Linked DNA regions of Mus musculus: region 2 is linked to region 1. The links are chromatin loops, found by intact Hi-C in ENCODE. Cell type or tissue: left cerebral cortex. All regions are shown on one strand. Links, peaks and the distances in the headings refer to the core of each region. The heading gives the core; the rest is flanking DNA.

What was found. Hi-C counts contacts between places; a loop is a spot of excess contacts. Peaks named below come from ENCODE experiments on the same cell type or tissue, not always from the same donor. Only the 100,000 strongest peaks of a DNase experiment are listed, where the experiment ranks them.
Region 2: it touches region 1 in a loop (9-fold over the local background); 5 of 42 quality-filtered maps call a loop at or near these places.

What each region holds. Positions count from the first base shown.
Region 1 is chr14:47,643,691-47,654,891 of GRCm38, reverse strand. Ktn1 (kinectin 1) reads right to left here and starts at 5,581. Exons shown (of 39, transcript NM_001347527.1): 1 at 5,453-5,581. In left cerebral cortex, for the core only: a CTCF peak has its summit at 4,923; DNase peaks (open chromatin) are centred at 4,945, 5,702 and 6,472; H3K4me3 peaks cover 2,430 bases; H3K27ac peaks cover 1,035 bases.
Region 2 is chr14:47,566,219-47,571,218 of GRCm38, reverse strand. It overlaps Atg14 (autophagy related 14), which reads left to right and starts at 2,785. Exons shown (of 10, transcript NM_172599.4): 1 at 2,785-3,033. The coding sequence starts at 2,813. It also overlaps the pseudogene Gm6616. In left cerebral cortex, for the core only: a CTCF peak has its summit at 4,350 (motif pointing right); a DNase peak (open chromatin) is centred at 2,693; H3K4me3 peaks cover 1,537 bases; H3K27ac peaks cover 989 bases.

The DNA.
Region 1 (11,201 bases), core at 2,948-7,947:
TGGATTAAAGCCACCGGTCCTTCTCCCGCTCTCCAGAGCATCACTGAAGGCATGCAGTTACAGACAAGGAGAAAGAACTTCCATAACCCTCAGGGTGACCAAGGCCGAAAACCTGCAGGTCTCCTTTCAGCACCCAGAGAATCACTGCTTCCATGGCAACTCACCTAGTTCCTGGGTAAGAGTAAAGAACTGTCCCACATTTCCAGTGAGCAGGTAGCATATGAATGTGTGTCCTGATAGACAATGTTCCCACTGAATCTCATATCCCCTCTGAAAAAAGAAAGAAAACAGAAAAGAAAGAAAGGAAGAAAGGAAGAAAGAAAGGAAGAAAGAAAGAAAGAGAGAGAGAGAGAAAGAGAGAAAGAGAGAAAGAGAGAAAGAGAAAGAGAGAGAGAGAGAAAGAGAGAGAGAGAAAGAGAGAGAGAGAAAATGTGGACAAGTAGCCTTCCTTCTCCCTAGCAGTGGAGACCTAGGCCTACTACCAAGTTTACTCACGATGGTGCTACCATGACCAACCCCTGAATACACTGCATTTCCTTCTTCTGAAAAAGATGACTAATGTCTGACAAAAGCTAAATATAGGAAAATAAAACCAAGACCTTTTGAAGGATTGGAAAACTCCAGGATATTTTTTTGGTTTTTGTTTTGTTTTGTTTTGTTTTGGTTTTTCGAGACAGGGTTTCTCTGTATAGCCCTGGCTGTCCTGGACCTCACTTTGTAGACCAGGCTGGCCTCGAACTCAGAAATCCGCCTGCCTCTGCCTCCCGAGTGCTGGGATTAAAGGTGTGCACCACCACGCCCAGCTCCAGGATTTTGTTACCAACATTTTCATTCTAGTTTTTTTAAAAAAACAATATTAGAAGTTATAGAGGCTGGAAAGATGGCTCAGCGGTTAAGAGCACCAACTGCTCTCGCAGAGGTCCTGAGTTCAATTCCCAGCAACCACATGGTGGTTCACAACCATCTGTAATGGGGTCTGATGCTCTCTCTTGTGCTCTGAAGAGAGCAAAGGTGCAAAGGTGTACTCATATACATCGAATAAATAAATAAATCTTTTTAAAAAATTTTTTTTAATTTTAAAAGAAGTTATAGATAATGCTTTTATAATACAATCTCTAGAAGAAAAATCAGAAAACTAGTTCTAAGAAAATTGATTAGTCTAAATAAAAAGATACAGGTACAGATTAATGTTAAATTCCTTAAGTACACAAATATTGAATGTATGTTTTGTCTTGGTGGAGTCTGGGTTTTGGCTTTTTTGAGACAGCGTCTTACTATGTAGCTCTAGCTGTCCTGGAACTCACTATGTAGACCAGGCTAACCTCAAACTCAAAGATCTACCTGCTTCTTCTCTCTACCCAGACCCCCTGAGTTGCTGGGATTAAAGGCAGATGCCACTACACCTGACTAAGGCACATATGTGTTTTAAGTCCCTGTTTGAAGTACCTTTTTAATTATATGGCGTGAGTAACTCAGTCCCCACCACAGTATAACATTATTTCCTCTACCAAAAGGTTTCCAGAGACTCCCTGGCACTCTCTTCTGTTCTCTAAAAATTCCTAGGAAAGGAACAAACTAGTAGCTACGTGTATCCAGAATGCAATATCCACCAAAGAAAAGGAACTGCAAGATACAGGCTTAATTCATTTGACAACTTCTTACTTAGCACCTATTATGAGCCAGACACTGCCTTAAACACATGGGTTAAACAAAGAAAAAAAATCAGTTGTCATGGCATATACTTACAATCCCATACTGCGAGGAAGAATGGGGCGAGGTTGCAAATTCAGGCCATGGGGCCTGGAGTCAAAAGGGTAAATGAAATGCACAGTAGTAGAATGTGATCTAATGTAGCAGAGGCAGGCAGATTTCTGAGTTCGAGGCCAGCCTGGTCTACAAAGTGAGTTCCAGGACAGCCAGGGCTACACAGAGAAACCCTGTCTCAGAAAAAAAAAAAAAAAAAATACTCTTTTTAATTGAAAGTTTGTCTTGCTTCTTCGAATATAAAAGCAGTTAGAAGCCCCAAGGAGTCGGGTGTACTGTTCAAGAGGCAGTGGCAGAAACCCAGGTCAGACCTAGGCAGAAGCCCCAAGGAGTCGGGTGTACTGTTCAAGAGGCAGTGGCAGAAACCCAGGTCAGACCTATGCGGTCAGCACCTTTCTTTTTAGTACCAAAGTGTTTATTAATTTATTTTATAAACTTTAACTTTTTTTAAAACTTTTTCAAGCAAAAACATCAAATGCCAAAATTAACCACAGCCAAAGTCTATATAACTTAATGAACTTCTATAGTTAATATTGACATTTTGAAATGGAAGTTGTGAAGTTTCACATTAAATTTTACACTTTCGGTATCAAATACATTTTATGCACTTAACCACCATTAACCACCATCAAAGACAAAACAAGACCAAAAAAAAAAAAAAAAAACCAAAACCATGACAGACTTAGAACAAGAAAAGCAATTGGCCTTATAACCTCAATCATGTCTTAACCCTAAACTCACCTAACACCTGCACGCAGTCCTTCCTCATCCTTATATTTAGCTTTTCTTGTTCTCTTTTCTTCATGTTGGCTGTGCCTGCATATGCACTAGTTTACGTCTACACAGATACAACTGTTTGGACTCCACTTAGGAGAGAGAACACTCAGTTAATTCCTTCTGAGATTGAGGGACCTTGATTATTAGCATACATTCCAAGTCTGTCCATTTTCCTGCAAATGTTTTTACATCATTTTTCTTTAGAGGTGAATAGTACTCTTTTACAGAGAGACCTAATTTTCATTATGCACTTACCCACTAACAGACAACTAGGTTGATTCCAACTCTTTGCTATAGTGAATGAACATGGGATACAAATAATCTCCATGGTAGAGACCGGACCCTTTCTTTTAAAGGGGGTAGGAGGAAATCATTTCAAGGCTAAAGCTCACAACCCTTTTTATTTTTACTTTGGTCTGTCCGAGATCCACCTGCTCTGCCCTTGGGAGTGATCAAAGACACTATCATGACAAACAGCATTTTTTTTTTAACTGAAAAGGCTTAAAAGCAATTTAAGGCTGTCAGCACCAATTCATGCACTTGACAAACACTTGTAAATTATTACTTTTCTCTTCTAGACTTTAGTGATGGCTTAAGTTACTCAAACTCTGGTTCCTGGCACCTAAAGTTTCCCCCTAAGTTTCTATTTATAGGAACCATATCCTTCATAATCTTAAACCAATTTTCCCCAGCTGCTAACAAATACATCGTATCTTTTTCATCAGAACACCCCAGACTCTGTCCCTTAGAACTGGAGCAGCAATGATGGGGGATGCAGTCCATTTATACATGAGAGGTCACTGCGACTTCTGGACAGTTACTTCTGGTCTCTAGGGATACTCTGGATTTGCCTTCAGAGACCTTTAAAACCACATGCGTAAGAGGTTACTTTCAAACACCTGAACATTTGTACCTCCCCCGCCCCCACCTCCTGCCATTCCTTATTACACATGAGGTCAGATTCCTAAAGCAAACTCTCCTGGAACCACTGAGTTTACTAATTTTTATTTTTTACAAAGTATTGAAAAAATCTTTTTAATTAAAAATTTGGCCATTAAAAAAAAAGCATAGTAGGCATACAAACAAAAATACATATTCGAGGGCTAGAGGTGTCAAAAGTATATATGGCATGCTCAAGTTTCTGGCTGACCCCAGTGAGTCCCTCCCTGGAAAAACGATACATCCTCCAAAGAGTTCAAGTAAAATTCCAGCTAAAGACTGACTGACGGTCAATCTTACCATGCGTCCTCTAGAAGCTGAGCCTCAGAACAAGCCCTTTACTTGTTAGGTCTTTATCAAAATCTAACAAAAGATCAAAACCTACAAACTAGCAAGCCTGTACACTGCTCGGGGGGTGAGGGGTTTGTGTGGATTTTGCTTATTAGATTTGTTTAGGGGGAAACTATATCAGAGAAAGAGGCTGCTAATACTTAGGGAGGTCATAGAAATATACCAATAAAATAAAACAAACCAACGGCTTTCCATAATGCTGACAATGAATCAAGAAAGGATTATATACTGGGTATCCTTTGTGATATTAAAGTGTTTAATACACTTGAGGAATTTTCCCGATATATTTGAGTGTGTGTCTCAGTAATGTAGAACACCTTATTCTCTAATGCACCTGATAATTAAGACATGTATGTCTACTGAGGGCTACAAAATTCAGAGACGTTTCTAACTCAGGGTTGGCATGGGGAAAGAACCTACATAATTAAGCCTAGCTATTTCGTGTAAGGTCTCTAAAAGAAAGGTGGAATGGGAAAGAGGCTTATTTACCAAGCAACACATCAGATATGAAAGGCTACCGCGGCACATACAGAACACAGGTCAGCCGGAATGCCCCAGGGCAGCATGGACAGATTATCTCAGGTCTCATCACCAAATGCTTTTACCCACACCAGAGCCACTGCTGCCAGTGCTTGCGGGTGAGGGGAGAAAACAAGTGCAACCTAATTCAGGCAAAAAAAAAAAAAAAAAGTTAAATCACCCCTAAGTCACCTGCTACACAACTCAATGTCTAGTTCACCTTTGGGGAGCTCCTCTTTACCTGGGTGTGGAGCTGTCAATTTCTCAGAACACTCCAAAACTTTGAACTATTCTATTCGGCCCGCAGCTTCTGAAGCTATGCTAATCCACATAGCTGCTAAGGAATCCACTTCTAGCAGTGGCCCTGCTGTTAGAATCCGGGTTTCCGCCTCCTCCCAGAAGGACCCGAAGACACTAAACAGCGCACTTTTTGACCTAAACCGAGAGGCAGCCGGACAAAGAAGAGAACGCTGCTTCCCAAGCCCCGGTCTCGGATGGCCGAACTCTGCTCCCTTACGCCAAAAGCGGCCAGATCCGGGACACCCCAAATTCTATTGTTGGACACCAAGGCGGACACACCCCTGGGAGAGAGGGAGAACTTCGCAGGATTTCCCCTAACTCCCAGGACCGGGTGGTGGGAGGGGCGGCGCTCCGGGACAAGCGAGGGGAGAGCCGCTCCAGCATGGCGCACGCGTGGCCCAGCCCGAGCCCAGGGCGCCCGAGGCGAGGCGAGGCGCTCCCTCTGGTCACCCTCATCAGAGCCTTAATCCGCCAGCCCGCCCTGGGGCCTGCGAGCCCAGCTAAAAATAGGCTCCTCGGTCACCCCGCGGCCCTGGCGGATCGACCTCGCCCTCAGAGGAGATGGCCGGGGAGCTCCGGCCACTCGCGGACCTGGGATCGGACCTTGCAGCCACGGGGAGATCGCCGAGCCAGAACCCTGGAGCCCGAACCCGCAGGCGGATCCTCGGAGCGGGCCGGCGGCGGCGCGGCCTGGGCGGACGCTGCACACTGCGACCTCCGTGCGAGGCCTACCCCGCGAGCGCAGCCCCCCGCCCTGCGCCCCGCGCCCGCGCGCCCTGGAGTCCCCGGCCCTGCTCCTCACCCTGCGCAGCCGGGTACCAGGCCGGGACGATGCAGCGGCGCGAGCTCTACCTCCTGGTCAGCGCGCTCCCAGGCCCCGCCGCAGTAGCTCAGGTGCCGTCGCGCCGCCCCGCAGGAAACGGGCGGCTTCGGGGCGGGGCGGCTCCGCACGTCCGGGCGTCGCGGCCAGAGGGGCCCGGAGACCGGCCCCTTAAAGGGACAGGTCCGCGCAGCCGGCGGCCTCCAGATGCCCCGCGCTGGGCTGCAGAGACGTCACCCTCCGCCTGGAAGTCCCTGCGGAATCCCTTCATCCATTCAACCCTACTCTGCCTCCCCCAGTCGGCCTTGGTCTCACGTGACCCTCGCACAAAAGTACCACTTGGCCCCCGACACGGGTTGATTCCTTTTAACCGTACTCCAAGTTGCTAGACATACACACACACACACACACACACACACACACACACACACACACACACACACACACACACGGCTGGGATTTCTCCTCCGAAATCCGCAAAACGAGGAATTTATAGAGCCGACCTAAATAAGTTGTGTGCAAATATTGTAAGGCTGCAATGCTTGCTGGCTGCTGGCCATTCCTTAAGCAAGGTTAAATAACTAGAAACTGCAGCGCTAAGAGGGGTTGACCAGAATCTCTGCGTCTCTCTGCTCTTTGCTGCGAGGATGGAAGCTTTTTCTCCGGTGTTGCTTTTTAGTGTTTTATTATTATTATTATTATTATTATTATTATTATTATTATCTCAGACAACGCCAGTCACTGCCCTGAACATATCTACAACATACTCTAAACTCTCCTCAAAAGTTACCAAATGATTGGCACGCTTCTAGAGTGTGGGGTAGAGAAATAGAATCAGACTCACCATTACCATTACCCAGGAGCAATCCTTAATGATTGGAGCATCAGATAAGTCTCAACATTAACAACAGAGAATGTCCTCATCATAGGCTAGTTACAAGAATGCTGCGCATCTGTCTGCGTTCGAATGATTTCCGCCCAAGCTTTCAGAGCTCTTCAAAGCAGAAATGAAAGCTGAAGCGTTTGTAGCAACAGCCTGATGAGGTATTGAGAATTCCACCAGTGTCCAATCACCACTTCTCAAGGAGCTTGCTCTTTTCCTTTCTCATGAGTATTATTCAGCACTCACCAGCTCCAAGGCCAGCAAAACACTGTTTCTGAGCTGCTGTCTCTTGAACCTGTAAGTGCCAGAAGATTTGGCTTTGTTGGGAAGTGAGGCCATTAGTAGCTTAATACAAAGTGTAACTGTATCATTTCTGTAATGGAATGTAAAGGTTCTTGAATAGCTTACAAACAACTCTGTAATTGCGCCCCCTCCACCCACAAAAAAGTTTCCAGTTAGATTTTTTTTTCTGACATTAGGAAAAGGACACCATCATTTGCATACAAATGATACATAGGTTCCTTCGTAAGTTACATAGTAGCATGGTCTTTAGGGAAGCAATCCTCCAAACGTCTTACTTCTTATAGTCGATACAGAAGTATAAATGCGCCAGCCACTTCTATTCGGATGAACTTTGACTTCTCAAAGGGGAACAGCTGGATGCTTCCTTCCTATAAGCTTTCTAATTGCTCACATCAAAACAAAAAGATGTACTAGATATGTTACAGGTGGCAAGCCCTATTGGTATTTAAGACTAATCCTCTAAGTTTTGAAGTATAGTAAAATGTAACATAATTAACTATAGTTAACACACATAATTAACCTAAGTTATAATTAACTGTGACTGCTGCTCACTACTCACCGATGTCATGTCCATGTCGCTGAAACCCACAACTAACTTGCTAAAAGGAATTAGCACTCCCCATCTGAGTTATCTCTTAAAACAATCAGAAATTAAACCTTATTGAAAACTATAAGGTATAATGTAGCTACCGAAAGACTATTTCTCCCCTCCCCCCTGCGCCCCCCCCCCCCCCCCGGACAAAAAGCACAGTTTACTGCTTTTAGCTTGTACCAGTTTTCTTCTTAACGGATTTTGGGGAAGATTTGAAGGCATGCAATATATTGATAGATGAAGAGGCGCCTGCCCATTCCTGTTTTGACCATGTAGGCTTCCCAGAATTGGGGAGTTCTGTAGAGATCAGAGTAGCATCTGAGTAAGAGATTGTATCTCACTCAGCCAGCTCAGGGAAGGCAGAGATAAGCATTGAAGTAAAGCAGCTCACAGTACTGGAAGGGAGGCTGGAAGGATGCCTGCCTTCATCTGAATAAAGGAGGAAGAAGGTTCTCAGAAAGTTCAGCTGCAGATCTACAAGGAACCAGCTCTCAAACAGAGGAACTGTTGGATCCATAGGGGCTTGCGCTGTGCCCTTTGTTTGGGAATCTTTTTTTTTTTGGTTTTGGTTTTGGTTTTATGAGACCGGGTTTCTCTGTGTAGCCCTGGCTGTCCTGGAACTCACTCTGTAGACCAGGCTGGCCTCAAACTCAGAGATCCACCAGCCTCACGCCCGGACAGAATTAACATTATGCCAAGTTTTTGGACCCACTGTCTCTTGGAGCCACTGATCTTAAAGCTCTAAATTCCCTCTTAAATCCCACTCCTGGCCTTAGTGGCACAAGCCCTTAATCCCAGGGAGGCAGGGGCATGAGGATCTCTGAATTCGAGGCCAGCCTGCTCTACAGAGCAAGTTCCAGCAAGAAAATTCCACTGCATCACTGAGAGACCCTGAGACTAGATGGAGAGAGAAACGACTCAACTGGACCCCTAAACTTTCAAGAGGCTTCCCCTTCTAGGACGCCACTGTTGAATAGACACCCGCCACCATGTTTTGCTGGTTCAACAGTTTTAAAAGCTACTTTTTGGAACTCATATATATTGTTTGGAGAATGTCACAGTTTAAAAAAAAAAAAAAAAAAAGGAGCAGAGTCCAAGCTCTATTTCAAGTTGTTATTCTGTGAAGGCTACAAAATGATTTTTCCTGATGACAAGCCGGGTGACACAGAGCTCTGGCCGGCAGCCCTCTGGCGTCCTAAGGGGCCTCCATTCCATCAATCTCCTCTGCTGGCTCTCTTGTTCACATGTCTTGCTCTCCGCACTGGAGCTCTCTGCTCTCATTCTTGCCCTGTCACTCTAGCTCTCCCTGGCTCTCAGTTATGTGAGAAGTACCCACTGATGGGTTATATGTCCACCAGCGAAATGAGCCAATTCAAGCCAGACTAGATTATAGTAAAGGCGGGTTTATTGAGAAGTTGCTCTGCAGGAAGTTCACTGGCCCCGAGGATGGAGGCCAGGGGAGTCGCCATGGGGAGAGGGGGAGAGGGAGGGAGGGATTGAGGAAGAGAGAGAGAGAACAAAAGTTTAGGGTCTGGGTTTGCCACGTTGAGACTGGAAGATGCGGGGAGAACCTGGAGGCCAGGTCTGCTTTGATATATAAAATATGCACCTCAGCCCCTTCCTTTCCTTGGGTCTGAAACTGAACACCCACTAGGCAGTGTGTATCTACCCATTAGATACCATTCCTGCCAATTTGTTTCTATACCCACAGCAGGGTTCTGCTGCACTCCTTAGCAAAGTGACCAGTGACATTCCCGGCCACAAAGCATCTTAGAGTTCATTTGGTAGAGCCTGTCTGTCATGTGACACCACGGATGATTCTTGAAAAACCCCTCGTGCTTTGGCTTCAGTCACGTGACTTTTCTGAATTACAAGACAGCATGGTTTCTGAGATGGGAACCCACTTCCCAGCAGAAAGACTCATGCTGCAGCTAAGGCCCGAAGTATTTACCAGAAGTAGCTAACGTGATGGAGTGATGGGAAATGGCTGTTAAAGACCCATTTCCAGCGATGAGCAGGAGAGATGGTGGCTTGCAGCACTGGAATTTTGCTCTCGGGGGGCGGGGGGGATCATCTCCAGAGGGCTGCCAATTGCAGACAGAACGTGCAAGATCCCTGAGGGCATTTACCAGGAGACATCTGCTTACATCTGCAGAAACTTAAGGCCTCCATCTTGTCTTGTCTTCTTTGTTTCTAAAACCATCAAGCAATACAAGAGGGGTATGTCTTCTGAGTTGGGGGTCATAGATCTCTGTTAGCAACATCTATCCCCTGATCAGTTCTCTCATAACCAGGTTATGAGACAGTCACCCACCCATGTGTTGGTTGTGTCTTAGACTTTATTGGTTTTTTCATGGAATCATATCCTAGAGAATCCCTCAACCCTAGAAAAAATGGGACAGCCAATCATTCACCTTGTTTTCCCAAACATTAAAAATAGGCAATACATTTGCTTTAGAGTGGATCTTATTAGCTATGTCAGGTAGAATCCATCCCTATATTTCAAAGTACATCCTTGATGACACTCAAACCTCTTTTGTACCCTAGAAAGAAAATGTTTGAAGATAAAGTAAGGTTGTCCCTTCACTCTGTCTTTCTGTTCACAGCCATCGTCAGTGGCTTGAACGTGTTTAATGACAGCAGTGCTTCCTTGGCAGCAACTTGATGGGAAAGTGCTGAGGTTGCACACTTCCGCTCATCTCAACTCTTTACTTCCCCACCCCTGGGCATTGGTTTGGGGGTGGGGGGGTGTTTCTGTTTTTGGTTTGGTTTGGGTTTTTTGTTTGTTTGTTTGTTTTTGTTTTGTTTTGTTTTGTTTTGTTTTGTAGAGACAGGGTCTCTCTGAGTGTAGCCCTGACTGTCCTAGAACTCTCTTTGTAGACCTGGCTGGTCTGGAACATACATAAACCTACCTGCCTCTGTCTCCTAAGGGTTGAGATTAAAGATTTGCACCACCACCTGGCTTTTATCCTTCTTTTCTGCTCTCTCTAAGAGAGAGAGAGACATATATATCATCTTTTTCCTCTATATATATATCTATATATTATATATATAGATATATATATACACATCATCTTTCTCCCCTCTCTCCCCCACCTCCTGTGTGTGCACATGTATGTGTATGTGTGGCCAGAGAATGACATCAGGATGCCTTCTTCAATCATGTCTCCACCTTGTTTCTTGAGACAAGGTCTTTCACTGAACCTGGAGCTTTCCATTTTGGCTAGATTAGCTACCCAAGAAACCCAGAATCCACCACACTAGGGTCAGAGGTGTACATACCACACTCAAATTTATGTACATACTAGATCCAAGCTCAGTTCCTCGTGTTTGTGTTGTAAATACAAAGACTAGGGTGGTTAAGAGCACTGGCTCACAGTCATCTGTAACTCCAGTTCAGGGGAGGTTTTAACTTTGCTGGCACCAGGCATGTGTTTTGTGCACAGACATAAATGTAATAAAAATATCTATCCATGACATTACTAAATTATGGGAGTCTAGGGAGATGGAAAGGTGGCCCATCCAGTAAAGTCTATATCGGCAAAACTAGATAAAAATGCTGGGTGTTAGCTGTGCATGGTGGCATAATCCCAGAACTCTGTGAGTTCAGGATCAGCCTGGTCTTCATAGTGAGTTCTAGGACAGCCAAGACTTAGATAGACATCTTAAAAAAACAAAATAAGTTTCTGGGCTAATATCTGCTCATCAGTGAGTGCATATCATGTGTGTTCTTTTGTGATTGGGTTACCTCACTCAGGATGATGTCCTCCAGATCCATCCATTTGCCTAAGAATTTCATAAATTGATGTTTTTAATTGCTGAGTAGTATTCCATTGTGTAAATATACCACATTTTCTGTATCCATTCCTCTGTTGAGGGACATCTGGGTTCTTTCCAGCTTCTGGCTATTATAAATAAGGGGGCTATGACACAGTGGAGCATGTGTCCTTATT
Region 2 (5,000 bases), core at 1-5,000, 81 kb after region 1:
TCTTCCAGACAGCTTTCTCTTGCTATTGTAAAAACTCTCTGGATAGCTCATGTTTTGCAGACCAAATACCCAGTTTTTCATTAACATATCAATTCAGTCTTTACTGCAGGTTCCCTTTGATTGTTCCACATCCCAACCCTGTCTCAGAGTGAGATAGCAAACACATTTTTAAAAAATTATTTATTTATCTATCTATTTATTTATTTTTGTTTTGTTTGTTTTTTTTTTTTTGGTTTTTTTTTTTTTTTGGGTTTTTTTTTTCGAGACAGGGTTTCTCTTTATAGCCCTGGCTGTCCTGGAACTCACTCTGTAGACCAGGCTGGCCTCGAACTCAGAAATTCGCCTGCCTCTGCCTCCCGAGTGCTGGGATTAAAGGCGTGCACCACCACGCCCGGCCTTTGTTTTGTTTTTCAAGACAGGGTTTCTCTGTGTAGCCCTGGCTGTCCTGGAGCTCACTTTGCAGACCAGGCTGGCCTCGAACTCAGAGATCCGCCTGCCTCTGCCTCCTGAGTGCCGGGATCAAAGGCATGCGCCATCACGCCCAGCTTGTGTTATTCTTTAATAAAAGCTGTACAGCTCATCCATGATCCTGAGTTCTGGTTGGTCCTCCTTTTGGATCTTCTCCCTCATTAGGCCTGGAGCTAAATCAGGTAACCACTGTCATATTTCCTTCTGGATTCCTTTCTAGCTCTGTATCTCTGAAGGATGGGTCTTATGACTCCAGATATTCCAAGTTATTCACACACTAAAAGGTTATTGTTTTTGTTTGGGTTTTGCCTTGTTTTAAAAACATGGTCTAGCCAATTTTAAACTTTCAAAAACTGTTCAAGTTTAGGGGAAACTATTTGGAAAATGATACAGGGAGTTTGATTTTTTTGTTTTTTTGTTTTTTGTTGTTGTTGTTTGTTTTTCAAGACAGGGTTTCTCTGTGTAGCCCTGGCTTGATTTTTTTTATTTTTCTTTTTTTGATTACTCTTCTAATCCCAATTGTATTTAAACAGACCCTGGAGAAGGGGCAAAGTTAGCCAGGTTGTAGTCACCAACTTTTGATTATAGGCAACTGGCTCCTATAACCCAGGCTCTAGGCCCTACATGGCTACTGACCCTGTCCTTTCTAAGGCAGACTTCAGTCTCAAGGTGGAGTGTGAGGAAAACATCAGTTGGTACCCAGCAGGCAGCTCTGAGTGCTGGCAGTGTGACTTGGGAGAAAGAGTTCAGACCTTATCAGTGGACACCCTGATGAAGCCATTCTTGAGAATCATTGGTCCAACTGGACCTCCGGCTTTACTTCTGTTCCCTTCTATGGTTTAGAGGCATATCAAAAAAAATTTTTTTTCTGATATAAACCTCCTCTTTCTGAAGAATCTTTTTTTTTTGAAAAAAAAAAAAAAAACCACCCAAATCTTTATTGTATAGAATATATATAAAATCCTCCAAGATGCTACTCTCTCATTTCCCCATCTTCCTCTTCTTCTTCAATGCCTCTGATGTAGAGGACATTATTACACCTTTTTAGAACTTCACCTAGATGTTCAGACAGCTCCCCATCTATGTACTCTTCTGTATTTGCAAGCTGCATGTTCATGTAGCCATCCATGGAGACCAGGTACTCCATGCCCCACTTAAGTTTCACCATCACTGGCTTTCCTGTCAGTCCATTGAGAGAAGTCTTGGGATTGAGGGGTAAACTCATCGCGACCACTGGCGAGCGCTGCACCCCACTAGCTGTCGACCCCGCCGCTGCCCGCCCCTCGTGACGGTGACCGGAGCGGCTGCTGCTACACGCAAGCGACCCGCGCTAAGAGAAAATCCTTTCTGAAGAATCTTAGGAGGAAATCCTAACTATCGAGTTCAAATTCTCTTAGAACATGACCCAGAGGAGAGGGAAGGACAGAAGCCAATAGAACTCAGTTTTCTGGCTGTGCTTACAGCTAGATTTCTGTGATTACACGCTTGAAATCTGTTAGCTCACGAGGCTGCCACAGGAGGACTGGAACTCGAGGGAAATGGAGGCTACGTAGAAGCACTATCCATTAAAAGCTGATTTCAAAAACATTTATCGCCGGGCGTGCGCCCAGCACTTGGGAGGCAGAGGCAGGCAGATTTCTGAGTTCGAGGTCAGCCTGGTCTACAGAGTGAGTTCCAGGACAGCCAGGGCTATCCTGTCTCAAAAAAAAAAAAAAAAAAGAAAAGAAAAGAAAAAAACCCCACATTTATCTTTGATTTACATCTTCAGTTTGTTTGTTTGTTTGTTTGTTTGTTTTTACTGATGTCGGGAGTGTTAGCCTGCTATGGGAGGTTTTTGCTCAACCCTCTCTGGTTATGGAGGTATAGCAAGTATATCCCCAACCAAGACAAAGTCGGGCAGAGGCGTTAAAAGATTTTCTTCAAATTCCACAGCTTTTAAGAAGGAAGGTGAGTCAAACTTCAGTTAGTTTGAGATCCAACTCTCTCCCAACCTTGCTCCTTGCAGTTTTAGCCCAAAACCTAAAAGTAACCTTAATGAATGAAATGAAATCCCTTGTTCTGTTCCCGCACCTTCACTGAGAATGCTTGGGCACTTATTACTGTATTTTGCATAACGTAGAGGCTTCGTTTGGCGCCACTCCAAGGGTTGAACTGCGCAGCCGCCAAGGAGTGTGGGAAGTAGGACAAGAAGATCCCTGGTTCCTAGATTCTCCGCCTCTGAGCTCCAGCCCCAACCTCTGGACCGCCCCCTTTCCCGCCCCGGCCTTCAGGCCCCGCCTCCGAGCCCAGGATGCACCTGGATAAAAACAAAATCCCACGTGACTGGCCCTGAGCTCAGATCATCATGGCGTCTCCCAGTGGGAAGGGATCTTGGACGCCCGAGGCTCCTGGTTTTGGGCCGCGGGCGCTAGCACGGGACCTGGTGGACTCGGTGGACGACGCCGAGGGCCTTTACGTGGCTGTTGAGCGGTGTCCTCTGTGCAACACCACTCGCCGGCGGTTGACTTGCGCCAAGTGCGTCCAGAGCGGTGATTTCGTCTATTTCGACGGCCGCGACCGGGAGAGGTACGGCGGCCGCCACGGCCCTATTGTTTCTGCTTCTCTGATTCCTCTGGCCCAGCCACCAGAGGCTGGAGGCTGGACACCCTAGGCCGGGCCCAGGAGCCCTGCGAGTGTGGAAAAGAGAATGGAGCTGCTTTGCGCTGGCGCTTTGTTGCCAGTGGCAGGGTGGGGGTGGGTGCTAGGTGAACGTAGGTTGCTGTTCCCCACCACCCACCAGAGTTTCTCTAGGGTCCTCTTGGGTACTTGGGGAAAGGAAATACAGTCCTTCTGGAGAAGTCTGTGTAGAGGAGTCTTAGTTCTCCCATTCAGAAGCGTAGTTTTACCTTTTCCCGTCTTCAGACATAAATACATTTTACAGAAGGAATCCGCAGAGAACTAAATTGGTTAGGAGGGCTTGAACCTTGGTTGTCTGTGTCACAGGTGGATACAGCTCTTTGTGAACGAGGACCAGGACTAGGTTACTTCCTTCTGTAATCCCAAAGTTGATTTTGTCACTGGGGATACTGGACTGTGTTTTTGAGTTGCAAGTCCTTAGTTAAAAGAACTGCGTTTAAGGAAATATTTTGTCTTTCTTTTGAATTAAGATATTAGAAAACTGAATGCTTAGCTGAAGAATCTTTTACTCCTAACGTTTGTTTCAACAATAACGAAATAGGTAACTTTTTAGTATGTTTGTTTGAGACAGTGTCTCACTATGTAGCTCTCTCTGGGTGGCCTGGAACTCACTATATAAATAAGACTTGCCTGGAACTCGGAGAGATCCTTCTGCCTCTGCTTCCTGAGCGCTGGGAAAAGTGTGTGTGCTATTATGTCCAGATAAAACAATTTTTTAGTCCTAAATTTGAAGCATTTATTTTTTTACAACAACCCATGCAAGTTATTGCCAGCCGATTACTTGAGGAGACTTGTACGTAGTAAATGCCTTGTTCCAAGGCCCCAAACAGTTAAAACCCAGACATCCTGGATCCATATACGGGTGCATTTAACTGCAAGGCTATGTAACATGTAAATTTTGGGGGTGTTTTAATCCCCATTATTCCTGTGAATGGGGCTCATTTCTTTTTCTTCTGAAAATACTGGTGTAACAGCATCTTTTTAAGTTCATTGCTGTTTTATGGATCCACATGATGATTTTAGTACGTTATAGCTCTAAAAGTTAAACCAGTTTTGTTTTAAGAAAAACAAGTAGGAGATAGGAATGTCTCATTGTTGAGTCTTATGAAATATTTAGCTTCTACATTTTCCTATTTTTAAGATTTATTTATTTTATGTATATGAGTACACTGTTGCTGTCTTCAGACACACCAGAAGAGGGTGCCAGATCTCATTATGGATGGTTGTGAGCCACCATGTGGTTGCTGGGAATTGAACTCAGGACCTTCGGTATAGCAGTCAGTGCTCTTAACTGCTGAGCCATCTCTCCAGCCCACATTTTCCTATTTTTACTCTTGTAATTTCAATACCATCTAGATGCTGAAGACTGCCACTTTTTTTTGGGGGGGGGGTGTTTGAGACAGGGTTTCTCTGTATAGCCCTGGCTATCCTGGAACTCACTTTGTAGACCAGGCTGGCCTCGAACTCAGAAATCTGCCTGCCTCTGTCTTCTGAGTGCTGGGATTAAAGGCGTGCGCCACCACGCTGGGCTTGAAGACTGCCACTCTTGAATATCCAACCCAGACGAGCATGCTATCCAGTACTGTGTTTGACTTTAACTCCTTTTGTCTCCTGTTTGTGATAGTAATCACTATTTTTAAAAATTCTTTTAAAAAGGATTTATTTAATGTATGTGAGTACACTGTCACTCTCTTCAGACACAGAAGGGCATCAGATCCCATTACAGATGTTGTGAGCCACCATATGGTTGCTGGGAATTGAACTCAGGACCTGTGGAAGAGCAGTCAGTGCTCTTAATGGCTGAGCCATCTCTCAAGCCACGTAGTAATCACTATTTTAACATGGCAATCTGAACT